Linked DNA regions of Homo sapiens: region 1 is linked to region 2. Evidence: chromatin loops called from intact Hi-C (ENCODE). Cell type or tissue: Caco-2. All regions are shown on one strand. Each heading gives the region's core, and the rest is flanking DNA. Links, peaks and the distances in the headings are about the cores only. Region 1 has its middle 200 kb from the start of LRRC70. Region 2 has its middle 140 kb from the start of LRRC70.

Region 1 (15,349 bases), core at 4,166-9,165, 58 kb after region 2:
TCATATACATACATAGCTATGATAAAGTTTAATTTATAAATTAGGCAGAGTATGAGATTAACAACAATAAGAAGGTAGAACAATTATAACAATATACTGTAATAAAAGCAAAATAAGGGTGACTTGAACCCTGTACTTCTATTGCACTGCAATATTGCAACAGTGATCCGATAACTGAGATGGCTTCTAAATGCCTAATAGGTGGGCAGGGTCTACAGAACAGATACACTGGATGAGGGATAATTCATCTCCAAAGCAGGATGGAGCTGAATGCTGTTCAATTAAAATCTTGTGAATTATTTCTTGAATTTTCCATTTAATATTTTTGGACCTTGGTTGGCCATGTGTAACTGAAACCACAGAAAATGAAACTATAGATAAGTGGTGGTGGTGGGGGGGCTACTGTACTGAGTATTTGTTAACTAAGTATTTGTAAAACTTTTGGTTATGGTGTGTGATTAAATTCCTTCTGACTGCATAAATGCTATGGTCTATGAAAAATGATGATTAAAAAGATTGTTTTTTGTTCACAACATTTATTTTATTATGTATTTATTTTTATTTAAGTTTTTCTTTTTTAGAGATAGGGTCTTTTATGTTGCCTAGGCTGGCCTCGAACTCCTAGCTTTAAGGAACTCCTGGGTTCAAGCGATTCTCCTGCCTCAGCCTCCATAGTAGATGGGACTACAGGAACATGCCATGGTGCCCAATCTACGTTTTTTAAAAAGTGAACTTTGTTTCCTCTAAAACAATAACTTGTCTCCAAATTTTTTTTGCTATTATGCACAAGGTGACGTAGATTCTTATTTTATAAAATCTGGAAAAAAAAATGGAAAGGAGTTTATCATGGTGGTTAGTAATTGAGTTTCTGTTCTGGTTGCACTATTTAAAGCTGCGTGATAGTAATTTAGGTGCCTAGATCCTCTGAGATTTCCTTTAAAATGAGAACAGCACCAGTATCATAGGTTATAAGTTACAAACTTATAAGTTACTATATATCTCTATATATGTATGAAAATGTATTGCTATTGTTGTTTTCACTGATATTTATATAGCAACTAGACTAGGCATCAAATTATTTTACAAAGAGCCTTATTATGGTTTCTCTATTCATTGGAAGCAGCATAGATGAGGAAGTTGCAGGGCCTAGGAATTTGATATTGATGAAGAAGCCCCATTTTCTTTCTATGTTCAATTATCTGGGTCCCCTCTCTTTTTTCTCCTTTGCTTAAAAAATACACCTTACCCACAAACCCTCTTTATCAAGACTCAGCATGCTTCAAGGTGACTTTATGGCCTTTGCTAAGACCCCCTGACCAAAGACCGTCAGAAACACAGCTACAGTAAAAATAAAAGGGTTAAATTTAATAGTTTGCCTCAGCAGGGAAGCATGCACACCGTGGATGACCTTGGGAAGTTCATCTTCAATTTACCCTTCTGTAACTTCCCTTTGGAAGTTAGAGAAGGGTAAATCTAGAGTTTTGAGGACTAGAGTTAGTCACCGAATAGTCCTGATGGGGACTAGTAGAATTTGTCAGCTAGGGTGAGCCTGTGTCTTATCTTGGAAGATAGGGCCCGAGCAAGTTGCCATTAAAGAATCTGAGCTTAGACTGTTTTCTTGATGCCACAATTTGGTCCAGTTTTGCAAGCTGTGAGTTCTGTTTCAATTCTCGGTTACCATCTTCTGGTCATTCTTCAGTCTAAACTGAAGGAGAGACCATTGTCTCTGGGACATGATCTATCAGATCTGCACTATTGTCTGGAGTCTGTTGATTAGAAGATTGCTCAGAGAATGTCATCTGCAGTTGAACTAGAGTTAGTCCCTCATGTTTCTTTAGTTGCAGAATGACCTGTTGCATCATCTGGTATGCCAGTGACTATACCGCAGCATTTCAGACTCTGGAGACATATACCTGGCACCTGCCAGATAGGCAAAACTAGGACAAGGATTATTACTACAGTTTGAAACATGCCCGTAACTGATTTAGATGTCCCTTTAATTTTGATATAGATTGTTTGACTTTGCCAATACCTGAGTAATTAGTCCTTAACCCAGTGGTTTGTTAGGGGTAAAGTTCTTGAGATTACCATGATTAAAAATGGAGATGTCTACTAACAATTAATTTATAACCTTAATCCAGCAGGAACAAAACAATGCAATGCAGCACATGGTAATCAGTGGTTTCTGCCTCTGGAGAGGTTTGTTTTCAAAGTACTGGGTGGAAGTCATCTTCAATACTCAGGCTGAAGAGTCCTAGAAATCATCATTCAGTCACAGGAGACTCTTCATGGTGCTGATGTTAATGGTGCCTGGGGATTACTCCCCTGTAGTATTAATAGACCAGGGTACCTGGTATAATCCTTTATTGAGGTTCTTTTGTTATTACTTCTACTATGGAAGATTCAGACCCTGATCTTACGCTTATGGCAGGGCCTTTTAGGTGAATATAAGGAAAAAGCAGAGATCATTTTCCATAATATGATTAAATGGCTCTGATTATTTTTTGTAATAAGTAACAACATTAGAGTGAAGGGGAGTGGAATTCTATAATAATTAATAATACAAAATGCTCTTATAAGAACTTAGTCCTTATAAGATTTTCCTAGAATTAGAACATGTTATGGACTGTGAAGGTATTGACAAATCTCTAGGCCTTCAATTTATCTCCAAAAGTATACTACGAATGTTACCAGTTGACAAGTATGTTTTAACAGAAAGGCAAAAATATTTTGTATATAGTTATTATATCAGTCTTTTATGTGAACATGTGTGTTTCTTTATATCTGAAAGGCATGTGACTATTGGAACATATTTATATTAACTCATTCTACTTTTATATAATCTTGGAAGTCTGAATTTTTCTTTTGACTTTACCCTCCCAAGGAAAATAAAACTTATCTTATGGAAAAATTTTTTTCAAGGTAACTGTGCCAACAGTTTGAGTAAACTTGGAAGATTCTGCAATGAGTAAACACTGCCCTATAGTCTTGGAAGAAGACTCAAACGTTTTACTCAAATTAATTATTTACATCTTTTAATTGGTAATAAATTCAATTGAATATGCGTATAAGCTTTGCAAGCTTCATTCCCACTCAAAAATAACAAATATATTCAGGTTGCTTTTTAAATTTAAAAAGTGAATATGTTGAGTCAGCTCTTGATTAATATTTGTTGATTCAAAAATACTGCCCAAAATTTACAAGTTGCTGATATTTTTGAGCAGAGAACCCAGATCATGAACCCAATGGTTTTAAAAGCCTAATTTTAATTTTTTTTCCTTCTCTATTTGCTATCCAAGTTTCAAAATTTGTTATTTGCTACTCAAGTGACAGTGTTAATAAAATGTGAAATTTGTTCTTATAATAACATGGAACCATTTCAGAAATAAGTTTAGTTTTATCTTGACATTTGTTTGACAATGGGAGACCATTATTGGATTGCAGGCTCACATCTGTCTAAGTTATTGTCTAATTAACCTGAAATATGCTTGCAGAGGCATAATTTTCTCTATATCATTGTTTCCCAACTTTTTTTTTTAATCACAAAGAGGACACATTTTTTTAAATTGACAACTCAATCTCTACATACATACAGTATTGCATGAATTATAAGTGGATCCAACAATCATATTATTGATACAAACTCATGAGCATTTGCATAAAGCTATTGCTCTAGGTTTTGGTGTGTTTTGTGCCAGCTACTTTAGTGAATAAACTAAACATAAAGGAACTCAGCTACTTGAATTCATGAGAATCAGCTTTCAAAAAAAGCATATATATCATCTCATAGAATACTTAATATGTCAAACCCAGGAAAATCAGTAACTAAGTGACAAAAGGAACACTTTTAAAGAAAAGTTGGTGATAAATATGTTAGGCTAAAATACTAAGAACTTTAGCAACTGGACCGAGGAACCAGAAAGTGTATGCACACTGGGAATTTTAACAAAAGATCCCCATGTTCTCCTGCACAGTGAGGACCACATTCCAAAAGCAGAATTCTGGGTTGCTACAATGTCATCTCTCCTACAAACCACTGTTTCAAAGGTGAAAGAAACAAGAGGTAATTCACATAAAAAGGTTTTAAAATTCTTCCCACTCAAAATAAAATAAAAATAATATAACCTGTATCAAATTATAAAGAAATTCTATTAAAATGTTGACCACATAAAGCAGTCAGACCATTTGCCTTCGCTGACTGCCTCAGAGGGCAGAGCATGTGTCACCTACAAGGAAGGGGAGAGAGGGGTAGAGTCCCTACTCTCCCCCGGCCTGTAGAGTCAGGGTGGAGAGGAGCCCTTTGGCTTCCCTGGGGTTTTGTTTCCTCACATAGGGAATTGAGGGAGGTGGGCTAGATGGCTTTAAGAGACTCCTCAACTAAAAGAATCAAAGTCAGCTTGAGATCCCATCTCTGAACAGACATATAGGGTGGCAAAAGAAATGGATTAAAAAACAGGTGGATGACGTCTTTCTCACCTTTTGATACCATCACTCAGAACTAATCTGTACTATAGTTGAAGAAAATCTTTGCCTGGTACTATTAAAGGGTATACAATGAGGCAGCTGACAATGAAATTTTTCATAAAAATGTATAAAAAGGCTATGTTAAGTTCGGGTGGAAAAAACAATGCACCACCATATTACTACCAGCAGTCAGGACGTCCTGTCTCGGATTTTAGGAGTCGCCGATCTGGTTGGGAGAAATGCTGAGGGAAGCTCAAGCCATTCAATAGCGATCTAAGGAGTGCACACAGTTCAGGAAAGGGATAAACAGGTGTCCAGGAAGGCAACTTTAATGAAACTGGTTCTAAAACAAAGGATGCAAGAGATCTAAATGATCCAAAAAGAGTGATGACTTCTCATTTTGTCCCCTACAGAGAATACAAATATCATTTCTTCCGGAATCCAACACACTGGCTTCATTTTCAAGATGTATCACTTTATTTTCCAGCACGTGACAGTCACATGATTTCTGCAGTGAGCCCCAAAGCTTCCACGAGCTTTCCTGGAACCTACGGCCAGAAGAGTCCTGAGATTTCGAATATTAAAGCTTTCTCCACAGCCACAAGTCCCTTTGATGTTTGGGTTATTGAACACAAACTCACTGGATAATTTGTCTTCAACATAGTCCATTTCTGTTCCTAAAAGTGTTAGCTGTGCTTTCTTTTCGATGAATACTCTGACTCCATCTTGAATAACTTCTTCATCAGAATCTCCTTTTGTCTTTGTATATTCTAGAGTATAAGAAAGGCCATTACAGCCCCTGGTTCGGACACCAACTTTTACACCTACATGCTCAGGCTTATCTTTAAGAAGTTGTTTTATCTTGTTTACTGCTGAAGGTGTCAGGGTGAGGGCTGCCCGGGTGGGCTGCAGCTTCCTCTTGCTCACAGCCCGGGCAGTTGCCCGGACTAAGGAAGGCGACATTTTCGCCGTCCCGGCGCCCCGGTGCCTGGGGCCGGAGGTTGGCTGCCTCAGCCTCTCTCCACGGACACGGCGGGCGCATTGGTTTCCCAACTTTTAAATTGTGCCTCTCATTAGCAAAATAGTTTGACAATGTCTCTCTCTAAAATGTGTGCATATTCCTTTTTTCTTCAAATCATATACATATAGTATTGTTATTCTGTATATTAAATACTAAGAAAGTCTAATTTCTAATTTTTGAGATAAAAGTATGAACAGAAATTCTATTATTTTAAAATTTTCTGGAGTATGTAACTTCACTTTGGAAACTGTAGTCCTATATTTCTGATTTGTAATAATTTTCCTGCTCTAATATTTCTTTGGGATACAACTTTTTTTCTGTCATTTGAACACCATGGAGCAGTGGCTCTCACCTGAGGGCAGAATCTGACGGCAGTTGCCTAAGAACTAGAGTTTAAAAAGGCCTGTCCGTGATCCTGATCCACCTCCCCCAGGACCACTGTATTCACCACCCAGCTACCCCATCTCATGAAGACGGTGACTAGTAGTAGCAACATGGCCTTAACATACCTTACCTGGGTAGCAAAATGGCATGACTAGCAATTTTTTATGCAGATTGTACTTGCCTAGATGTGGTAGAAAAACAGTGAGGCAGAATAATAAAAAAAAATTTGTGTCCTACTGAAAAAAGCTTACATGAAAAACTTTTAAAAAGAAGGGGTTTACATCTGTGTGTATTTAATGCAGTGGTCACTGTGCAATGCCACATGCAATTGTGTCTCTCTGTGAGCCAGGAGTTTTGCTGAGTATGTGTAAGTGGGTAAACTTAATGGTTATTTTGTAGCATCATTTTTTAAATGTGGTGGGAGAATCTGTGATTTAAGGAGTTTTATGGCGAATCTCATTTTGTGATGTAAATAGTCATTTTTTGAGTATAAATCCAAATTTTTGTATGCTGTTGGCCTAATGAGTTCCCTATCATAGACAATATTAGGTGATGGCAGGGAGGTGGGACTCCAAGGCTTTCATTGTACATGTAAATTAGAATGGCTAATTGAAGCAGATATCCAGATAATTCAGACCAAACTCTCCCTTTTTGTTTGAAATATACTTGGCTGAGTTGTTTAAAAAAACAAAAAACAAAAAACAAATCTGTGCTTCTTTTCTTAACCACGACCTCAGCAATCGTGAGCAAAATGTCTGAGGGAGTGTTCTAACAGGCCTAAGAGGAAGCTCTTAAAAGAGAGACCTGTGGTCATATAGACTTGAGAAACACTTCCTACTTGTCCCTTCTTTTGGAGAGTCATCATGCATTACAGACTATGAAAAGTCCTGCACAAAGGAAAACTTTTGAACTTAGTTTAACCCAGTGTTTTCTAAACTTCTGTGACAGACAACCCTTTATTTACATAAAATTTGCTAACTTACAGTCAAACTGGTGTTCTTTGAAAGTCCATTTTGAGAAATGCTGGTATAAATTAAAGCGGTATTTATATAGCCACAAGTGCTAAGAGTGCTAGTCAGTAATCCTAAGAAGCCAAGGATGATGGGGCATGAATGTCCACAGTTTCATACTGCTGCCACTGGTAGTTTGAGGGATTTGCTAAGGGGATCCTCCAGGCAAACACTGGGTTTATAATGGTTAGGCTTTATCCCCAAAGAGAAAAATAACCACTTAGTGGGCTGAGATTGGCCCATTAGTTTTCCCAGAGTCTCTTTTTCTCCTGAGCATCTCCTCCCACCCCAAATTTTTGCAACTTTTTAAGGGGATGAGAGGGATGGGGTGGAGCATCTTTTCCCAAGTGGAGAGATCCCAAGGGCTCTGTCATGCAACACCGGGAAAACAGAAAACGTTAAGTAGAGACAAAGCCTTGAGCTCCCCCTAGAGGTAAGTATCTGATCATCTCTACTGTGGCAAGACACGAAAATACCATTTGTTTTTTTTTAAGATTTACATATCATGGACATCATTTAAAGTTCGATTTAAGAATCACCTGAATATTTTAGTTAAAAAGTAAAAGAGTAGTTATCTTTTAATATTAGTGCTTATTTGAGTTTAGATATTATTTTATAACTTACATTGTACCTCTCATCAGCGAAATAGTTTGAAACTGTCTCACTGTAAGTGTATATATTCTTTTTTCAAAATATGTACATGTAGTATTGTCATTCTGTATATTAAGTATTAAGAAAGTCTAATTTCCCTACAGCTGTTACAATGTTTACCAATAGCTACTCCTGTCTAAGGGCTATGAACTAGTCGGAATCTGCATGTTTTTGGTCAGAAACAGCCACATAGGGTCAGTACAGATGACCCAATCTGCAAATACTATGTCTTATGGAAACATAACTTTGGTTAATGTGACTTTTATGAGGATTTCGAATGCAAATTCTTCATCCTTATTCCCAAACTGAGCCACTGATGCACATTTATTTATTTATTTATTTCCTTTATTTATTCACCTGTATTTGGTAAACAGCAGGCACTTCTCTCAAATGTTATGACATTAAGGGATGCCTTACGACATTCCCTTAGGGTGCCTATGACATTTGTGATTCTGTTAAGATCACTTTGGCATTATGGTTGGTCTAACTTTGTTCACGAATGTGTTGTGTTCTGTTTTTATGATGTTTATGACCAGAGATGAAAGTAGGCTGTGCTCAGAGAGCTGGTCCCTGTTTAGCCTATCTCCTCCCACATTGTGATTTGGAGAAAATCATTTTCTCCAAAAGTTTTTCAGGGCCTTGGCATTTTATTTATTAATCATGAGATGCTGGCTGGGCGCGGTGGCTGATGCTTGTAATCCCAGCACTTTGGGAGGCCGAGGTGGGCAGATCACCTGAGGTCAGGAGTTTGAGACCAGTCTGACCAACATGGTGAAATCCCGTCTACTAAAAATATGAAATTAGCTAAGCATGGTGGCACACGCCTGTAATCCCAGCTGCTTGGGAGGTTGAAGCAGGAGAATCACTTGAACTGGGGAGGTGGAGGTTACAGTTAGCCGAGATCGTGCCATTACACTCTAGCCTGGGCAAAAAGAGCGAAACTCCGTCTCAAAAAAAATAAATAAAAATAAAAAAAAAATCATGAGACGCTACAATATCCAAAGGTGGACCCACACTCTTACTTATGCTAATGGAAGGGCAGTCCCACGTGGTAGCACATTGAGGCACATGTATCCTCAGGCGTGTGGGGAAGGTGCCGACGGGTCAGCAAAGTCACCATATGATTATAGCACGCCTCCCTAAAGGTTCATATTTCTCAGAGATGTAGGAGGAGGCCGTATTGTTTTGACATTAAAACCAAGACAAATTTGCTTGGGAGCAAATTAAAAAGACATGGAGGTTTACCACAAAACAAGAATGAATTTGGAAGCTTCCAACAGGCCCCAGGGCATACATTCACCGCTCTTTACAGTTAGTGGTGTTCCAATAGAAAGGCTTGAGAAGTGTTGCCTTGGGCCCCAGAGCCCGGGGTGACACCAGTGTGCCTGGAAGCCCACTCCAAGCTTGATCACAGCGTCATCTTCAAGCTCACTCGGGGTCACTGTACGTCTCTTCTCCCTACACGAGGGTTGTGGCATCTATTACACCACTACTGTGTGCCAGGCTGGGTGCCAAGCCCTTTATATACATTTACTCTTTGCAGGGGTCCTATGGTAAGAGCTGTTATCCCATTTTACAGATGACAAAACCAAGACACGAGGAATTGAAGTTTCTGTATTTGCCCTGTCAGTGAGTGCCTGAGGCAGAAACTGAATGCTTGGTCTGTTTAACTCTCCAGTGTGCAGTTCCAGCTCCAACCCTGTGGGAATGCTGGCTAGGCTGCTTCCTAGCGGTGAAGCGATGGGAGCGCAGGAGCGGAGCGGAGCTGGGGAATCCCACTCCTCCCATTCCTAGCCTGAATTTTAAGGGCTGAGCAGTATCAGTGGTGGTGTACCATGATTGCATTATCAATCTGCCTTTACAGAATCCAGGAGATATTCCACTGTGCACAGTTTGACGTAAGTCTTTTTTTTTTTTTTTTTTTTTGAGACGGAGTCTTGCTCTGTCGCCCAGGCTGGGGTGCAGTGGCGCGATCTCGGCTCACTGCAAGCCCCACCTCCCGGGTTCACGCCATTCTCCGGCCTCAGCCTCCCGCGTAGCTGGGACTACAGCGCCCACCACCACGCCCGTCTAATTTTTTGTGTTTTTAGTAGAGACGGGGTTTCACCGTGTTAGCCAGGATGGTCTCGATCTCCTGACCTTGTGATCCGCCCGCCTCGGCCTCCCAAAGTGCTGGGATTACAGGCGTGAGCCACCGCGCCCGGCCTGATGTAAGTCTTATATTTCAAAGTTTTATCATTTTGCCGAGTCGTGGTGAGCACAGTACCATAATTCACTCTATGGCCCAAAAGAGGAGGTCCCAGATAAATAAAGTGCTTGGAGGTTTTTAGGTCGTTTGTGCTGCTAAGTCAGAAAATGGAGAATGAAGACAATTTAGCACAACTTAAGAAATATGAATCGGGTGCTCACTATACACTAGCACTGGGCCCTACAGCTAGAAGAGATAGACATGCATACAAATCCCCTTTTTTTTTTTTTTTTTGCAGTTAAATGCTATGAGAAAGATAAAGTAATACCTTTTATCTTGGGTATTTTCTAGTTCATATTCTCAAAGAAGATCACTTCTTCTTTGATTTTGAGGGAGGTGGGCAGAGTATGCCCAGGTCAAGGTCCCTATCATTTGTTGGGGGCAGCATTGGACGACATCGTAGTTTCTTGGAGGTTCACAGTGGCTTTCTGTGGAGCAGGCACCAAGATTGAGGCAGTTCACGCATCACTTATTAAGACAAATTCCCTTTGTCTAGCACTGTGACTGTTGGCCTGATGAAGGGAAATTGTGAAAAATTTTGCTTGTTTCAGAATTTCAGCTTCCCGTTCTGGCCATCGCCTTGCCTCTGCTAATGTTATTTGTGTCCCAAGGTTTGAAATTATTTGGTTTATTAAGGGAGCCTGATATAAGGTGCTCCGTCAGTGTCATCTCATCTCCTAAATACTGCCCGCAGTTCCAGGAGGAAGGGATTTAATAGACTCTCGTTCCTTTAGGAAGCTTAATTTGAAATTCATTTGGGCACAGAAATTTTATGGGTACAATCAGATCCAGATATTGCTTAATGAAGTTCTAGGCAGATGTACAGTGAATGATCTGTGCCTACTCCAAATCCTCAGTTACGCTCCTCTGATATACCATTAACTTTTAGAAAACCTGAATCTATGACCCAAATTCTAATTAATCCTAAGAATAATGAGGTACAAAGGCATTATTTTTTCCTTTTTTAAGTTTTCTTTCTCTTGCTAACAAAGAATTTTAAATTGTGGCTCTAGCATTTAAGTGCATACATTTTGAATTTACAAAGTATGGAGAATAACATGAAATCATCAGCAGGTCAATGAATTAGATTTTATTTCTGTGTGTGTGGTAACATTAAACATCTATGGTACAACTTTCATTTATTCTTGTGTCAACTATTGCTTAGAGTAATTCAGTATCATAATCTATATTTAACTTATTCTACTTTATAAAGGACTTTAAAATAACATACATTATCTTCCATAACATATGCTATGACATTGGTATTATTATCCCCACTTCGTACTTGAGGACACTGAAATTTAGGAAAGATTAGTTAACTTGCCTAATTTCACACAGTTGTGGTCCTAGGAAAGAAACATATATTTTAATAGCCAGCCCAGGTTTTTTTTTTTCCATTAAATGATCAGATTCTCTGCTATTATGTTTTTGGTTTTAGTTAATAGACATATTGGTTGCTATTGACATTTGGCACATCTGGCTTGCTGTTCTTAATGACCAGTGGGCTCTGGGCACTCAAATATCGACCAGTGCCAGACAGCTAATGTCAATGAGTGTGGTGGGCTGGGTGTCAGAACAAGGAGTGGTGGGGACAATGGCAAATTGGAGAGTGTACACTCCATTTAAAAAAGGGTTCCCTTACCTATTCCCACTGGGCATGCTGGCCTGGTGTTGCAAAATATTCTAAAATTTTAAGAGGAGCCAGAGATCTGGATTTTGTGTGGAATCTCTCCATTCTAAGTGTTGGCAACCAAATTTTTTTTTCCCTTTTAAACTCTGCAAGCCAAACAAAACCCATCTATTAGGTGGATTCAGTTCATGACTGCTAGTTGTGACATGGGCTTGCTTTTTACTTTTTTGGAGGTACATGTGAAGGAGGAGTGAGTGGGTGGGGTAAGGCCAGCATCACTTACTCGGGCTATAGATGGTTCTTTTCCTGAAGCCAGGAAGTCTGAGCAAAGCTGGGGAGCCTGTGGGTTTCCGGGCTGCTTAATGTGGGCTATTCTGGGACTGCCTTCTTCTTCCAGAACTATCTGAAATGAGGGAGACTTCCTTATAATTAGGGGCTGACCACTGAGCTCCGTGGCATTGCCCACTCTCCAGTAGTTAGTTGAACTTTGTTTAGTATCTTTATTATTATTTCTTTGCTTCCTTCATTTCTTTCCTCTTCTTGGGAGATTTCATTTTCAGCTGCAATCAGTAACATTTGCAATGAAACTGAAAATCAACTGAAACTGTTGCAAATGAAACTGAAATGAGTAACATTTGCAATCTTCCGAGACAGAAGACTTTAGAAGAGGGTGAACTTTTTTTGTTGTTGTTATTGTTATTCTTTAAGTTCTGGGGTACATGTGCAGAACATGCAGGTTTGTTACATAGGTATACGCCTGCCATGGTAGTTTGCTGTACCCATCAACCTGTCATCTATATTAGGTATTTCTCCTAATGCTATCCCTCCCCTAGCCCCCCACCCCCCGACAGGCGCCAGTGTGTGATATTCCCCTCCCTGTGTCCATGTGTTCTCATTGTTCGACTCTCACTTACGAGCGAGAACATGTGGTGTTTGGTTTTCTGTTCCTGTGTTAGTTTGCTGAGAATGATGGTTTCTACCTTCATCCATGTCCCTACAAAGGACACGAACTCATCCTTTTTTATGACTGCATAGTATTCCACTGTATATATGTGCCACATTTTCTTTATCCAGTCTATCACTGATGGGCATTTGGGTTGGTTCCAAGCCTTTGCTATTGGGAATCGTGCTGCAGTAAACATACGTGTACATGTGTCTTTATAGTGGAATGATTTATATTCCTTTGGGTATATACCCAGTAATGAGATTGCTGGGTCAAATGGTATTTTTGGCTCTAGATCCTTGAGGAATCACCACACTGTCTTCCATAAAGGCCGAATTAATTTACGTTCCCGCCAACAGTGTAAAAGCATTCCTATTTCTCCATATCCTCTCCAGCATCTGTTGTTAGAAGAGGTCTAACTTGTTTTAAACTAGATTTCCTTTTGTTTGTGTGATCTATGGATTTTATTTATTCAGTTTCCTGTCCCTGCAAGCACAGAAAGTTGAAAACTAATTTGATTCAATTTTCCCAGATGCAATCTCATGTGTATTTTATGTTAGTTTTTAAGGTTTTTGAATTTTAACCAAACTCGGCACAAAGTGACTATGTTACTGTTATACGCCACATGCTCCGCTGCACAAATACATAAGCATTAGACTTAGGTTTTTCTCTATTGTAAAGAAATTCAGACCTTCTCTGAGTGTCTAATAAAATTCCATCTAGATTAACATGTGCTTTTGACCAAGAGATTCTTTTACTGTATCAATGTAATGGTTTGAACATTTTTCATCTTTGGAGATATGATGAAAAGGTGGCAAAAGCATGTAATGAAGAAGGTTCAGAAACTCTAGAATTAAAACCTATTATTTACTGAGCACTTATTATTTGCCAGGCACTGTGCTAATACTTCACAGTCATCCCACATTATCTCATTTAATCCGTTAAACCATGTGTAATATACCTATCAGTTATACTTTAAAGATGAGAAAATTGGCCGGGCACGGTGGCTTACGTCTGTAATCCCAGCACTTTGGGAGGCCGAGGTGGGCGGATCACGAGGTCAGAAGATGGAGACCATCCTGGCTAGCACGATGAAACCCCGTCTCTACTGAAAATACAAAAAATTAGCCAGGCGTGGTGGCGGGCGCCTGTAGTCCCAGCTGCTCCGGAGGCTGGGGTGGGAGAATGGCCTGAACCCGGGAGGCGGAGCTTGCATTGAGCTGAGATCGCGCCACTGCACTCCAGCCTGGGCGACGGAGTGAGACTCCTTCTCAAAAAAAAAAAAAAAAAAAAAAAAAGAAAAAAAAGAAGATGAGAAAATTAAGTCACAGATTCAGTACTTTGCCCAAAATCCTATGAGTAGTCAGGGGTGGAACTTGGATTCAAACTCAGGCTTATTTGATCCACAAAGTGTCACATTTCTAACCACCATGTTATATAGCATTGTTATCAAAGAATGATTTCTGCTTCAGGAGCTATGCAACAGAATAAGCAAAGAAAAGAGACTAGTTGGGGTGAGATGTGAATATCACTCTGTGCAATTAAGATGGCGCAAGACCCTTGGCAGATAGAGCAGAAGCACACTGGTCATACTTAGCAGGACATCGAACGTCATGTACTTCCTAGGACTGGTGTAGAATTAAACTGGGAATGCTGGCGACAGCCGCAAACTCCTCTTGCTTGCTGAGGAATGTATGGGTGTATAGTATGTGAGACTTTATGCCTTCAGCAGTTCATGACACTGGTGTTAAATGACCATTGGAGGAAACAGTGTCAAGTTTTACGATAAGGTGGAATATTGATTTCTGTAATGTTCTGCATGAATTTAATGGCTGCTTTGTGTTTCAGTATATGAATGTGCCTTAATTTATTCAACCAGTTCTATTAAGAGATACTGAGAATTTAATATCTATATATTTTGATCTCCAACAAGTTGTTGCCAAAGCTAGTCACTTTGAATTGGGCTTCACCATCTCTAGACTCTCGTTTGGATTTTAGTGTTTGGTATCACATTAGTCACAGTACATTGCATTTGTGAACAATAAAATCCAAATACTTCATCTTTGGCAACCAAAGCCTTCCATGATGTTCCATTTCAAGACATGGCTAGTTAACAAGATAGGTGCCAAGATCTGTAGTTGAACCTATTCTGGGTACTGTTTGTGCTGCCACACAAACTGCTGCTAAAATAGTTTGCTTCTAGAATGTAGACAACCTGCTGAAATCAACATAACTGGGATATATGGAAGAATGAAGCTATTGTCTTAATACTTGTCCCTCTTGAATCAGCAACTAAATTATAGCTTTATCAGTCTTCACTGGTCAAGTGTTTGCTATCTGTGGATTGTTAAATGCTGACAAGTTTTAAAGCCTATAGTGGGACAGTTTATATGTATTTTGTTTATTGAGTGCATTTAATTTACACATTAACGAAGCTAAGTTAAAATATGTATTTTATGGCTGCTGTTTTTTTTCCTAATAGTTGTTAACATATGTAGGTAGCAAGATTAAAAAAACAAAGAATTTAAAACTAATAACCTTGGAAGAAATTCCAGACTAGGTACATTTGGGATTGCCAGGAATGTTCTTTCATGATAAAGTTATTCAATTATCATCTCAGCCTTTGCTTCCTTATGGGATATTAGTGTAATTGATGTGATAACTTATTTAAGTTTGTGGTAAATAATTCAAATGGTCTAGAGTATGTAGGGAAAATAAATGCTTCTTACTCCTTTGAGGGCTCTCTTTGAGGAACTCTGTATTGACGGATTTTTCTTTTATCTTTCTAGAAACTATGACTACAAATATATTTACTTATAGTCACATTGGCATCTATGAACCATATATTTATTATATTTAATGATAGACCTATTTAAAAACATCTGTCTTTGTTTTTCCATAAATGGGATGATAATGTTCTCAGTTCTCCTATAACTTACTTTTTTCACTGAATAGCACCTCTTTAACATATTTTTCCATTGTTATTATGGGATGACCA
Region 2 (15,349 bases), core at 3,767-8,766:
AAGTTTTCCAAAATTCTAATTTTTGCTTAACAGCTCAAATTTTTATTGTTGCCAGTAAATACTGCCAGTTTTCCTTGAAGTGACAGGCTTGCTCGTTTTGGTATTGAGAAAATGTCCACCAACCAGTTTGTCTGTCAGTCATGCTTTCAAGAATAAAGATGGTGCTCCATGAAGAAAGCAGCTGGTTCAGCTCGCAACTCAGTTACACAAATGCTTTTCCTTGAGACAACCTCAAGATAGCAGAAATGCTTTCTGTGCACTTTTTGTTTTGACACAAAGCTTATTAAAATAATGTGTGAGGGCTGAGATTTAATGAAATTGCTGTTTTTTACTGACTCAACAAGGAGATTTTTATTGAAACTGGCCTTTTCTTCTTACTGTGAGTGCATGGTGGGGAACAAGATGACCATCAGTACATCTCAGTGCCACTGCCTTGGTTTGTTGTTAACATGGCAGCAGTTTTACCCACCAGTGCTTCTGCAAATGTCGAAAACAGTGAAAAAGGCAAATGATGTGTTAGTATTATTATGACAACAATTTCAACCTCATGGACCACCCAAAAGGGTCTCAGGGACCTGCAAGGGTCTGTGGGCCACACTTTGAGGACTCCTGACTTAGAGGATATGACCTCCCTTAGGTGATTTGCCGCAGTCTTGTAGTCATTTTTCTCTCTCAGGTCTTTCGATGCTGAACACGGGAGAGACTGAGGTCTCAGGATGGCTGGAAAAGTTGGGATCCTTCACCACAAGGCACCAGATGCTGAACAATCTGTAAGAGAAGTTAGAATGGGCCTTGCAAACGTATGTCTCTAGGTTAAAGGTGAAGGTTACTGGGGCTACCTGATTTCTCTATCTCTTTTGGAATGTTCAGCGGTTATCACTATGTTCTGCATGTGGGAAAGGGATTATTTTATCTTTCCTTCTCCCTTTCCTTTGTATATGCCTGGTTCAGAATAATCAGTTTTTGATCCTTGAGTGAAGAGTTTTTATCTGAGAACTGTGACATAAAGAAACTCTCCAGATATCTCCTTGTCTTCCCTTAAGTTACCTGCAGTCCCCAGTGGGGTGGGGTGTTTCAAGGGGAATCCTGGTATAATAACTATCAGTGTGCAATCAGTCTATTTAATTTCTTAAAGACTAGTGCCAGAGTTCAGAGGAAGGAGCCTCCCTGGCAGCCAGGGCCCTCCCTGGAGGTGGTGTTCTGGAGCTGAGCATGAAAGAGGACTGGGTGAAGGGACAGCTTGGCTGGGAGAATGGCTGGGCTTATGCTTGGCTGGCAATGAGTTGTTAACTGCCATATTGTCTTCAGGCAGCTGAGGTCATAAAAAGGAAGAGAAAGGCTTTTGCCAAGTAGGAGACACGTAGGTCGCTTGCCTTCTTTGAAGAGTTTGTATACCAGCTGTCACATTTACTAGCTCTGTAACCTTGGGTAACTTTCTCCAACATTTTATGCCACAGTTTTCTTGTCTATACGATGGGAATTATGTTTACCTTATAGAGTTGTAAGGATTAAATTAGCACATATAACAAGAATGTTTAGGAGCAGTGCTGGCATGGAGTAAGTAGTCAATAAAATATAAACATCATTATTATTGTTATTTTTATTATTATATCACTTTATTGAATCCTTTCATAAACCAAAGTAACAGAGATGATTACCTCTATTAAGGCATAATTTTCAGAAAGATAAAATCATGAGTCTTATGCAAATATAAAGTGAATACACATCAAAGATTTTATTTACCTCATTAATGAAAGAACCATGAAGATGTTAATGATACATCAGAGAGCATTTGAAAGGGGAGGGAGCTTGTAGGCAATGTTGAGATGAGATTGCTGGGTAAGACACAAAACTGAGTAATGTTCAATGAAGCCCTAAACCATCATCTTTATGGTTATATCTGTCACCAAATAAAAATTATTTGCATTTCTACTGGACAAAAACATGCGATTTAAACTCTGCGCCTACAGAGTTGAAAGATATCCCAGACAATAGAAAAACAAACTCAGTACCATAATGAAAGAACTCCTGGTAATCCCTTCTGCTTATTTTGAAATTTTGGATAAATTTTCTGATAATGCCAAACTATGTATGGGGAAACTGAGTCTCAAAAAGGTGAAATAACTTGTGCAAACTTATACGGCTAGAAATGCCAGAGCCAGAATTCCAACGCCCATATATCCATGTTTTTTCACTAAATTAGTTACCTCCACTCAAGTAAAACTCACTCTTTAAGGAGATCACTAGAAAGTGGAGACCTGAAATTTCAAGTCTTCTCTGAGGGAGGTGGGAGGGCACAGGGAAGAGTTCAAACAAAACAAAATAGCAAAACTTCAGGATTCCCAGGACACAACAGTGTTGTCAATCTGCCCACCGTTAGCAAAATCGTGTTTTCTCTTCCCTCTCCTGCTTTTTAAAATTTACCATGAGATGAAATAAATTTTAGGGCAGTGCGATAGCCAAGTATGTGTGATATCACTTATAGGTTCAATTGTTATTCCTGGATTGGCAGAAAGTAAGTTTGTTACTAATTTAATAACTCAATATAAACTTCTGCTTACACTCAGTACAATTACTTTCAAATGGTAGTGAAATATTTTATTGTATTTAGATAAAAGATTTTCTAATATTTATGAGTGCCCCTTTCCTGGGTTATTCTTAGCAAGAATAAAATTAAACTTTTTAACATAAGTTTGAAGTAGAGGCAGTTGGTTGCTTTGAATTCTTTTTTAACTTTGTCAGAATTTGTCAAAACATGATCTAAAGCAAAAATGCATGGAGTAGGTGAACCGGAGTATGTTTATTTATAAACAGAAACTTGAGCCAAATGCAGCAGTAAATGAAAAACTGCAACAAATCACATTAATTTGTTTTTAAAAATAAAGCAAAACAAGTAGGATTTTTAAAACTCCCCAAAGTAACGAACCAGTTTAAACCAGATCTGAGTAATATTGGGATGAAAAACTTTTCATCTTAGTAATTGGTGCCAGAAAATATCTTAAAAAGAGCATTGTCTTAATTTAGGGAAACCTTTGTAATCCACTTAGGGGAGAAAGATGAGGCCCCGGTAGTGTGTACTGGAGGAATGTGATCCTCACATGACCTTGAAGGGAAGGAAAAATAACTCTCTCTCTACCCTTCTGAGTTCTTAGCTGGGACAGACCCCTGCAGCAAAAGACAGATTAACAAGAGAAAGACAAACAGAAGTGCATTAACATGTATATTTCATATACACATGGGAGATACCTGAGGAATGAGTAATTCTCAAGGATGTGGCTTAGACCTCTGGCTTATATGGCACCTTCAACAAAAAACAGTATGTTTTTAGAGAAGTGTTAAGACAAAGGAAAAAGACTTTGAGTCTCTAGGGGCAGCAAATTGTGGGAAGGCGCATATGTGGGAGTTAGCCAAGTTTGTTATGCAGATTCCTCTGGTGCTGTGCACAGGCTGAAAAGGGTCTAATGTTGAATCAGTGGTCAACTTTTCTCCTTCCTGGTAGTGAGGGAGGAGGACACCTTTCCTTTGTAAATTTGTGTCCTCCTTGTAGGCAAATGGAAGAGGGCAGAGAGCTTTTCTTATATCTACTTCTTCCCAATTGCCTTCAGGTCAAAATAATCCTTATGCCAAAGAGGCATATTTTGGGATGGCATATTCTTGTCTCCTACAGTAGATGTCTGTGTGATGGAGTGGGTGAGGCTGGACCGTGTCAGAGGAGGTTGGAGCCTGTGGGACAGGGTGGAGCAAGAGGCCTTGCTAGTGGAAGAGGGGGCAAGCCCTTTCATTTTATTAAAAAAAATTTTTTTTATTTCATTAGCTTTAGGGGTACAAGTGGTTTTTGGTTACATGGATGAATCATACAGTGGTGAAGTCTGGGATTTTTGTGTATTGTCACCTGCGTAGTGTACCTTTTACTTCAATAGGTAGTTTTTCGTCTCTTACTCCTCTCCCACCCTCCCAGCAAGCCCTCTGAGAACAGGGATCTTTCATAGCCATTCTAAAATTGTTTATTGTTTACTTTGCCACATTGCAAACCCTTCTGATTCCTTATGCTGCTAATGACTTGGGAGAGTATTGTTTTTTATTTTGTTTTGGTTGGTGGTGGCAAAGTTGCTGGAGAAATTCAAGGGAAAATGATTAACTCCACGAGTCATTCCAAGAGAACAACTTGAGAGGGAGGACCATGAGAGGCAGAGAGTCTCCAAGGAACATACCTTTAGAGCTGGTAGTGACCTTGGCAGTGCTGACCCCTGGAGGGTAGGATGTGTGGGACAAGGACCTCAACTTAAAGTTTTTAAATAACAAACAACAGGATAATGTTCCTTGGCATGTGACTTATGCAATGAATAAAACAAAGACAGGACATTTAAAGATTCTCTGGACCAGACTCCATTTCCCCGATTTCCATCACCTGCTGGCCCATCAAGGACTGGGTTGATGAAGCTTTTGCTAAGAGGCTTCAACCCTGATCTGAGTTGTCTGTAATTAGGTGTTCCTTGAATTTGATTTCCTAGAATATGGTAGCTCTGGACTAATGACTACAAATCTGTTATGGCTTAGTGCTTCTCTTTCTGTTATTAAGTAATGATGGAACAGCTGTGCACATATAGAGACTGTTCTAGATGCAGGAGAAGATGCCTCCTGCCCTGTGAGCCGGCAAAAAGGAGGCCACAGCCATAAGGCTCGGACTGATGGGCCACTCAATAGTCCACAACCACTGGAAGGAACATCAGGAGAAAATCTGTAGTGCGGAGGGGGTTAAATTCACTGAAGATCTGTTTTCCCTCAAGGAACCTTAAGGTTCTGGTTGAGAAGTCAGCTTTCTTTCTGGTCAGATAGCACTCTTTTCTAATTCTCAATATAAATTGCTCTTTTCCCCTTCTTGTAGCTTGTGGTTGAAAACCTGTAATTAATTTACAGAAGCATGTTTCCTGCAATTATAAGAGCAATTGCTCAGTGGAGGTGGGCAAAAAACGTGGCTGTGCTGTGCTTGGAAGTGAGGTATATTTTGCGAGTAAGTTATTAATCAAGTGCGGAAGTGAATAATTTCCTCGTAATATCCACTATCCCAGCTTCTCTGAGTGTCTTCATCTTCAAGATCCTAAGGCATTCTCAGCAATTGCCCCTGTGCCCAGAGAAATGGAAGGAGAAAAGCAGACCCCACCACCACTCCACTCGCTCTGGCTTTGCAATTCCTTGGATCATTGAGCTGCTTTGTGCCGGAGTTGTTTCAGCTGGAGAATCACCCTGACATTCCTGAACTGAAGCTGAGCCTGGTACTCCCCAAACTTGTGCCTCAGGGGTTTAGTGAACACCCCACTGACCTCCAAATTTCCCTTTACTTAGCTTCTGATTCTTTCCAGCCTCGGGGGCCTGGCGTGCCTTCAGGCAGCAGAAACACTGCTCTTTGCCTGTCTGTGCAGCAGCAGAGGGGCTGAAGGGCTGCATTTTCCTCTCTGCCCTCCCTCTGAAGCGGGCCTAGCTGAATTTTAACATTTTCACCCGCTTCTTTCTTTGGGTCTGGCCTTTTTTTTACTGTACGTCAGGCCAAAACTGTCTATTGTCTCTTTAGGATCTATCTAAAGGTTTTTTTCTAACATACATCATTTGATTTGGTCCCGTGGGGTCCCTGATGTGAAAGATATGTCAACAGTCCATTCGTTCTGGGGGCATTGAAAGTGTCCATTTCTCTGACAAATTGTGCTTGCTTTTCCCTCTGAGCAGCCGCTTCCTGGAAGAAAGCACCTTCTGCCAGAGCCACATTCACTCAGGCCCAGCTGATGCATGGCTGTCCTCAGGCTGGCCTCTAGAGGCACACCTCGGCACCAGGGCTGAGCCCCAGTGGCTAAACCCACACGTGTTCCCTCATGCACGGCACAGGCTGAATCTGTCACCTGGAAATGCTCCAGCAGCACTTGAGGTTTTCTATACTATGTGCGTGTGTTAGTTTCCTCTTACTGACATAACAAATGACCACAGACTTGCTGGTTTCAAACAATAGAAATTTATTGTTCTGCGGTTCATTAGCTCAAAAGTCCAAAGTCAATTTTACTCGGCTAAGGTCAAGGTATTGGCAGGGCTAGTTCCTCCCTTTCTGGGTTCTGGAGGTTGCCTTGATAGTTCTTGGTTCATGACCCCTTCTTTACATTGTTCCAATCTCTTGCTTCTGTTGCACCTGCTCCTACTTCAATGTCAAATCTCCCTCTGACAGTCTATTGGGGTGACATCTGGGGCCCACAGAATAATCCAGGATATTCTCCCTACCGCAATATCCTTAATAACACCTGCACATTCCCTTTGAGGATGTGGACATCTTTGGGGGCTGTTATTCAGCCTAGTGTATCATGTTTGAAAGTAAGGACAGTGACACTTCTCTTTTGAGCTTGCCCAGTCTGGCTGTTAAGAACCTCACTTTCTTTCAAAAGAATTCCTCTCTTCAGCTTCCTCCCCACATCTTTGTTAATTTGTTCTTGCTTCACACTGCTCTATTGTGACTACAAAATCCTAGTTCCGTGAGTCTGTGGACAAACTTTATCCCCTAGATGGGTTAGGCTGGGCAATGGCCATTTACATTTTTCTATAACATAACTGTTGCTACAGTTTGAACTCAAGAAAAAAAAAATCCGTTTGTTTTCTGACTAGTGTTCAGTTCTCCCAACATTTCTCACTGGAGATTTGCTTGTGCTTGCCCTGGCTTCATAGGCTTCAGTTCCAACTGGGGAAAAGCCTGTTAGGTGTGGAGAATGGTACAAGAAAACTGCTCATCCAGTAATGCTGACATTGGTGACAGCATTTGTGGTAGTGCCAGTTTGCATCACACTGCAATTTTCTCCAGTAGGGCTTAGTTGCTTGGGTGTAGATAACAAGAAGGTAGATAGCAGCACTGATCAGGGTTGAGGTTTTGCCAAGCGGGTGGGGTAGAAGGACAAAGAAAAAGGACAACTGATTTGCTAGGGAGAGTATTGTTTTACCCTGGCTGGGTGGAAACATTTATTTAATAAATTTATATAATGACTGCATGATAATAAAAGCTTTGTATTTGATTTCTCACAGAAGCTACCTGATAGGGTTGCTATCCTCATTTTAGACAGGGGGAAAGTGAGACGCACAGAGGTTAAATAACTTGCTCCAAGCCACATAGCTAGTAAGTGGCAGAGCTTAGATGCAACCCCAGGGAGTTTGGTTACAAGAAATTTCTTCCTTACTCTTCCACTGTGCTGTAAGTGCAAGAATTAGGTCAATGGACTGGAAGGAAAGAGAAGTCTCCAGGGACAAGCGTCTGTAAAGTCTAGGACATTTTAGGGAGCATGGACATGGAGTGGGCTGAAGATTTGATATGAGGCTTGGAGTATTTTGGGATTATGACAAATTCTAGAAGGCAGTTGTGGATGTGGGTAGCTGAAATGAAAGGAATTAAAGGTCATTGAAATTCAGGGGTCTGGAAAGTCTGAGGCCAGGTGTTGGCTGTGACACAGAGCACTGAGGTCATCTATAATAGAAGAGTGGAAGGACTTAGGGTAGAGAGGAAGAGAGGAAACCAGATGCCAGAGTCTGGCAAATGAAGGGGAAGAACTAGGAGGTCAGTAGGCAATGATGAGCAGGAGAAGATGGCGCTTCAAAGAAGGTGGGCATGTTATAAGCGTAATTGGAAATATCATTGATGAACAAGAACAATGCAATACCTCCATTTGATTCTGAAGTTACCTGGGCCATAGGAGAAGGAGCAGCCTCTCAGGGGGATGCTGTAAGTAGAACTGAATTTTAAATTTTAATTAATTTAAATTTTAAAATGGATACTGATTTGGTTATTGGAAAACGTTTAAGCATATTTGGAACAACTTGTGTATTGGAATTTACTTTTCGATTGTAAAGTTTATGAAACCTAGATACCACCCAAGGACTTCTAATGAAAATATAAGCATTCAAATTGAGATGTCCCAGCAGTGTAAAATATACACCGGATTCCAAAGAGGTAGTAGAAGAAAAGAAGGTAAAATATTTCATTCATAATTTTCTTGTCTTGATTACATATTGATGTTTGGGTATATTGAGTTAGAGAAGACGTTATTAAAGTTACTCCCACCCATTTCTTTTTACTTTTTAAATGTGGCTACTAGAAAATTTAAACTTACAGATGGGGCTTACGTCGTATTTCTATTGGGCAGTGCTATTGAGACCAAGGAAGACAGTGATGGGCACTGTACTGGAACTGGCCGCCTTGAGGTCTGAAGTGGAACTTCGTGTCATCATGAGGAAGAGAGAGCCCATGCACGCTGCAGCAGTGTCTATGATGGCAGTGTTTCAGGTGTCATGAAGTCTAGACATAGCGGCAGATGCGTGATGGAGTAGCTGGAATCAGGAGAAGTTATGGACATTTTGTTTACGGGAGTCATTCATATATGCTAATTGCCCATCTTCTAAGTAGAGAAGTATTTGAGAAAACTACTGGAAACAAAACTAAAGGAGTGACTTAGATAATTGGGGAGAGGAAGGATCCAACTCATGAAGGAAGAGGAAGGAGAGAGTAGCAGAGTGAGTGAGGGTTTTAGGTGTGCTCAGGTGTGTCAAAGTCCCTTGTACCAATCTTGGAAGATGCCAAAGTTTGAAAAGACAGACAATACTGTCAAAGATTAGAGAAAGTCATTAGTAGGCTAGACAGTCACACAAAGGGTAAGAACATAGGTTATTAAAGATGAGAGCTACAGGCATCCTTTCAGCTCTGGAAAAAGTATTACTCTTAAAAATGAGAATAGAAATTCTTGGCTTCCGCTAAGTGAAACAATTCTTATCATGGATAGCCTCTAGAGGTAGCATAGACCTCACCTTTTCTAACAGTATTTCCCTCTGGATAGATAGCAGTGTTAGTAAGAACTTTGAAGGTCAGCTTGTGTATATGAATCTCAAGATAAATTGCTCTGATGAATACTTGGGTATATATGTATGCATCTCACTCTCACCTATCTTCCATCGCCTGCCATCTTCCACTTCATGGCATAACATGATTGACATAATGAAGGCTTGTCAGTTTATTGCCCTCCCTGTGCAGCCAAATGCCTAATACGAGGCCACCAAAAGACGGTGGCTATCATGGAGGCTCAAAAGTGGCTAATTTTATATTGTCATTCGCAAGGAATGATGCAAGGATGCCCTGAGGTGAACTGTGTTAGCTTTGGGACTTTTCTGGCCTTAAGTTCCCTGTTCTGCTCCCCAATCAAACTTTATCTTTCTCTGGAGGAATGCTTTTAGGTAATGAAACAAAATAATTTGCTTTATGTGGCCGTGCTATTTGTCAACATCTTCTAGTAGCATTAAACACAATGCTCTATCATTCCTGCTTTCAAAAAGAGGACTTCTAGGACTCACCTCAATCAGGTGCTCAAAAGAGAGGGTTTCCATCTTGTTGGTGGTTGGAGTCAGGTGAAGATGTTTCTGGTCAGGCCATCTCTTAGCCATGCCTATCAACTCAGAATGACATGAGAACTCCCTCCCAGCTGCTCCTGCAGATCCAAATGCCCCCTAAGATAGCCCTGATTAGGAACAAGAGAAGCAGAAGGAGCAAAGGCCATGAGATCGGAGTCCCAAACCTTTTCCATTTATAAGCATCTCTGTGGACTGCATCAGCTGTCTGGCTGCCCCATTCTTTGGCACCTCATTATGTGGAATCAGAAGACACAGAACCCCAGTGGATAATTGCTTTGAGATAACATCTGTTGGCAATGACTTTGGTTCAGGCAGAGCTTAGCTTCTACATTATTAGTCTTTCTTCTTAGTACATTTTTAGGCTACAAACAAATTTCCCTTGACAGTCAAACAAAATTGAGGAACAGAGACTTTCTAAAGCCCTATTGATTAGCATATATTGCTTTTTAAAAATTTTCAGCCCTTTAGTGTATATTAAAGTGATTCATCCTAGTGAAGGTTGAGAGGGAACCAAGCTTTCTATGTTTACTCTATGTCCTGGGAACTTGTCTGTAATAGATCTGCACAGGGAAAAGGAACAGGACCAAGCACAGTGCTGGCAAACTGGCAGGCTTGAGATGCAGCCACCACTTAAAGTTGACTGCCATGTAAGTGCTCTTTCCAACCCAGTGACAACACACATGGAAGAGGGTTGAGAAAGATTTGTTCTGGCTCATCTGCTGACTCCCAAGGAGATTCACTAGATAGTTCCAAAGGAATTTATCCTGTTCTAAAAATTCTCCTGAAACGAAACCTCAAGACTTCCTTGATTAATCCATATTCAGCCTGTCAGGGAATTCTCTATGTGCTACTTTGCCTGAATTGTGTATGTGCTATTTTCTGTCTGTTTCCTCCAGCTTCGGCTTCAGTGATGTAAGTTTCCTGAGGGTAGCACTTGGTAAAGGAAAATGAGTTTTAAATGACTTATGTTTTCAAAAAGCCAAGGATGAGATTTTTTCTGTGATGTGGGAGGCAACTTCATTCTCCCCCATCATCTACATATTCTGTATCTTTTACATTTATGTTGAGGTAAAGCCTATGTTAAAAGTCTTGAACTGAAGATGTATTGCTCTGATACATATGGGGATATGTATGTGCCATGGATATGTATGTATGCATCTCTCTGTCACCTGTCTCCCATCTCCCACCATCTTCTACCTTCATGTCTTCTTCTCCCAAGAGCCTTTGCTAAATTTTATACAAAGTAATAGAAGAGTGAGCTAACTGCATCAGTATCTTGGCATTGTTGGGTTAGAACTACCATAAAGCTTGATACAGAATATTTAACTCCAAAGATATCTTACCAATAGCCCTATAATCACTCTTTAAATAAACATGAGCAGTGTAATTTTTTAAAGTATTGCTTAGAAAGATAAGTGATTTTATCTTTCAGATTTGAAACTTTGATGGAACTGTATTCTATTTTAAGAAACTTGAAACTATCCTCTTCAGCTGAAGTTTATGGTCTCGCCTGACACAGAGGATGTATTAAAACCCCAAAGCCCTCTGGGTATGTCCTGACTTTATGGCCTTGTGAGGTGGCATGTTTGGCAGATAATAATGTCCTACACTAGGGGCTTGGTTGAGAGAATAAAAGATAAATAGAATTTAGAGATTTCCACAGTCAAGGACTATTTAGTGGAGAGGATAAAACAAAAATAAATGAAGTCATATGGGGATAGTTTCGAAGTGGTTCAAAAATTGTCACTAGAACTTTGTATTCTTCCCTTTCAATATTTTGTCTCCAAAATAGCCATTCTACTGCATTAGTCTTTTATGTGACAAGTTGTCCGTGTTCTTTATAATTTGTTTCTACTAGAACATATCTGTCTTCTGTCTCATTCCATTATGGCCGGTTCTCTGCCATGGAGTTGATGAATTGAGTGGAACAAAGGCATTCTTCACGGATAATGTCTCTCATGCATATCATCTCATACATAACATGTTTTCATTTAAATAATTGCCTTCAGGGACATAATCTGAAGAAGTTAATAATGGTGAGAAAATGAGGGCACTATGCCTGTGCAAGGGTTTTACCTGTATGAGAACCTGCTCCAGAACTCTCCAGATGAACTGAAAAGACAGCTTCCTCCTCTACCAAAGCTCAACATAAACCCTAGTTATAAACAGCCCTTGCAAACTGACAGGCCACAATATTGGAGAAAACCAGGGCTTTACCTGAACTGTGGAGGACCCATATTTGGGAAGAAGAGAAAAAAGGCACGATGACAACGAAAAGTGTCTAGAAGTGCCTGATTCAAAGCCACTAGCCACATTTTCATCATTGCATAGTTTTATTGAAAGTGCCCCTCTAGAAAGTGAGGAGGGCCTTGGTGAAAGGAAGTGATCCTTTGTAAGAAGCTGGTTCTGTGTGTGCCAAGATCGCCCTCATTTGCTAGTAGACATAATGATTGTGGTCCTTAATGTGAGTGGTAAAAAGGTACATACATCATTATGATAGATCTTTATTCTAGGGAACTAGTTCTCATGAAGGGAGACTGTGGCTTATGCAGATTTAGTAATAATAATGGATAATAATAATGGATAGCTTTTATTACACATCTAAGGACTTAACATACCTTCTGTCTAATGCAATGACTCTTCAAAGTAAGTATATTAATTGTAGTCTACATTTTATAGACAAGGAAACTGAGTTTGATGGACTATAAGGTGTCTTGCTTATTCATGAACAGGGCAGAGGCTGCTCAGTGAGTCATTGGAAACAACTGCCCAGCCAGGGCCCTCTTTTGTGCACTTGGTTGTATCAAAGTTGGTTCAAATCAAGACATTTGGATGAGCTAACCTGGTCTCTTTAACGATTGTCTTTTAACATCATTTCCCAAATTGTGGTCCAGGAATATAGTGTTAGATGAGAAAGGATTCTAAGATCAAACGGTTTGCCAAATGTTAGGTTAAGAAAAATTAAACAAGCTTATTTATTGTGGAACTTCTCAGAGCCTTCAATATATTATTACTCATAGTGAATCTCCAAGAAGGAATATGTTAGGTAGATATTTCAAGGCTTACTTGACCACAGAAGCCTTTTGCAGCAGTTTCTTGAGTATAAGTGTTCTATAGGATACTCTCTGAGAAGTGAGACTCCATGCAAATGGCCACTCAGAGTGTAGAACTCTAACTGGAGGAAGTGCTTTTCTGTTGCTGGCAATCTCAGAATTTCTTGGTATACATTATGTGCTCAATAATTATTTTAGAATAAATCTTCACTGAATGAAATAATGTAGAGTTTAGGCCTCTTCCGTGCTAGACTGAGGAATCAGGACTGGTTTCTCATCTTATGAGAGGGTACTGGGCCCCATTTGTGGTGGGGGAGGTGCTCTGTGTGTGTGTGTATGTATGTGTATGTGTATGTGTATGTGTATGTGTATGTGTATGTGTATGTGTGAGTGCATGTATGCACATGCATTCTCTTAGCTTATTGATAAATGGAAATTCTTTTTTTAACCTTGATATTTATTACTAATAATCATATCAATAACATATTTCCATATCTCAAAATCATTAATTTTATTTAAGGAATAATACTTAGAAGAATTCATGGCCAGATACAATATTGAATTTGATGTTTGTAACAGGAGCTGAGTCAGCAATCCTCCCACAGTCAAGTTGGTCAGTCCTCTGCCTAAGGGCCTGTGAAATAAGTGGGCACCAGGACATTCCTCTTTGTCAAAAATGGAGGCACGATGAAGCAGAATGTCCCACGGAATAATATTTAGTGGGAGAGAAGACCTCTGTTGTTATGTCTCCTGCAAATTCTCTGTGTCGCTGTGGCCTTCCACCAACACCCATCACAGAGGCCTCTGTTGTGACGGTCTGTTCAAGCCAGTTTTCTGGGCAGGGAGGCCTCTCTGTCACTAAGCAGGCAGCCCTGACACAGTGGGGCCCTGCTGGGCTCTTGGCACCATTTGAGGTAGCTTTCCTCTTCCCCACTGGCTTGTTGGAGCAGAGAGGCAGTAAAACAACCCAAACCACACACAGCAGAGTGTGGCCAGTGTCTCTGTCTTATATAAGCTGATGGTCTCTCACACTGGTCCTTAGGCTGGGAAGATAGCAGGTGGGACCCAAGCTTTCATGCTCAAGGCATCCCCTAGAAAAGTCTGGTTCCTTCCATCAAATCTAGCCTCATCACACGGCTCATTTCTATTCATGGAAGGTGCTGTTCTCTTCTACAAAATCCCATTGAGTGTAATGAGCCCAGTGGGCTGGCCATGTAATTCTTTCTCCAGCTGAGCACAGTGATGATCGAGTTCTCTGTGGGTAGTAATGTTTCCTCATTCTACTCTGGAACCAGTCAACAGGAACTGAAGATGCTGTAGTGTATCATTCAGTGGATATGAGCTGAACAAATAGACCTCTGGCAGGGAACTCCATTGATTCATCTTTATCAGGAGTCAAAATGCAATCAGGTAAATTGGCCAATGGAAATTTGTGTATGTGTGCACCAAAAACATGTACATGCATGTTCGCAGTAGCATTATTTGTTACAGCCCCAAACTCAAAATATCTCAAATCTGTCTTAACAGTCTGATGGATAAGTTGTGGTATATTTACCCAATGGAATATTACACAGCAGAGACTAAGCAAACTGAAACCACAGCAACAACATGGATCGTCTCACAGACATAATGTGGAGCACAAGTAGCTGGACACGAAAGGAGTGAAATACTCTAGGATTTCATTTATATTTAACCTCAAAAACAGGCAAAGCTAATCTCTGGTGTTCAAAGCCACTTCTGGAGGATGACTGAGAAGACGACACAGGGAACTGTTCTGGGATGTTGGTGTTATTTCATTTCTTGATCTGATGGTGGTTTCATGAGTAAGTTTACTCAAAACAAACTCATTAGGCTAGGTGCAATGGCTCACGCCAGTAATCCCAGCAATTTGGGAGGCTGAGACAGGACGATGACTTGAGACCAGGGGTTTGAGACCAGCCTGGCCAACATAATGAGACCTTGTGTTTACAAAAAGTAAAAAAAAAAAAAAAAAAAAAAAAAATAGCTGGACGTGGTGGTGCGTACCTATAGTCCCAGCTACATGGGAGGCTAAGGTGGGAGGATTAGTGAGCCTGGGAGGTTGACGCCGCAGTGAGCTGAGATCGTGTCACTATGCTCTAGCCCAGGTGACAGAGTGAGACCCTGTCTCTAAAATAATAAATAAATAATAAAATTTATTGAACTGTAGACTTGTGTACTTTTATGTATGTGTGTTATACTCCAATAAAAAGTTTAACTAAATAATGTAAAAAATATAATGAAGGCTCATAAGTGGTCTGTTTCTGTCTTTTAGAGGATTTGTTTCTGAAATACAGGAAGAGAAGGTTGGCAGAGTATGATGAGGCCAGTTCCTTCTTCCAAACTCTTCCACTGGGAGGAGTGAATGAGAGTATGGGGTGTATCATTCTGGGGAGATCCCTCTATATGAGGATTAGGGGCATACATTTTTCCCAACGGTGTAGATTCCAACTTTATCTGATTCTGAAACACTTACTTTAACCAAAGGAATGGTTCAAAAGTCACATTTCAGACCAGTGTAGTGTGTATTTTAAGATCTTGGCTTTTGGGGGAATTCTTAGGTCTTCCAGATAGGTCCCTACTGCTTGGAGACATGCGGTCAGGGATCATAGAGATTCAAGAGTTTGTTGTTAATGGTTTGTTGCTGCACATCCATCAACAGATGAATTGTATGTTGATTTCATGGGAAATGGGAAAACCTAAGTAATTTTTGGTTAATGAGGATTTAAGCTGGGTAGTTGGCTTCTACTCTTTGTATACTGATGAATACTTTCATTAAACTGATCCTTTTATGGAAAGGATATATTAGGTAATGGAAAATTTCCACAAATGAGTATTTTTTATTTTTGCTAGAAACACTA

What was found. Peaks named below come from ENCODE experiments on the same cell type or tissue, not always from the same donor. Only the 100,000 strongest peaks of a DNase experiment are listed, where the experiment ranks them.
Region 1: a loop joins it to region 2, with 2.5 times the contacts of the local background. A loop is called at or near these places in 1 of 110 quality-filtered maps.

Annotation. Positions count from the first base shown.
Region 1 is chr5:62,771,837-62,787,185 of GRCh38, forward strand. It overlaps the pseudogene ISCA1P1. Among named protein-coding and RNA genes, the nearest start is that of LRRC70, 200 kb to the left of the region's middle. In Caco-2, for the core only: a CTCF peak has its summit at 7,284 (motif pointing left); no DNase peak of the experiment used is centred there.
Region 2 is chr5:62,714,326-62,729,674 of GRCh38, forward strand. No RefSeq gene overlaps it. Among named protein-coding and RNA genes, the nearest start is that of LRRC70, 140 kb to the left of the region's middle. RefSeq lists an enhancer at 3,829-4,569. In Caco-2, for the core only: no CTCF peak of the experiment used is centred there; a DNase peak (open chromatin) is centred at 5,806.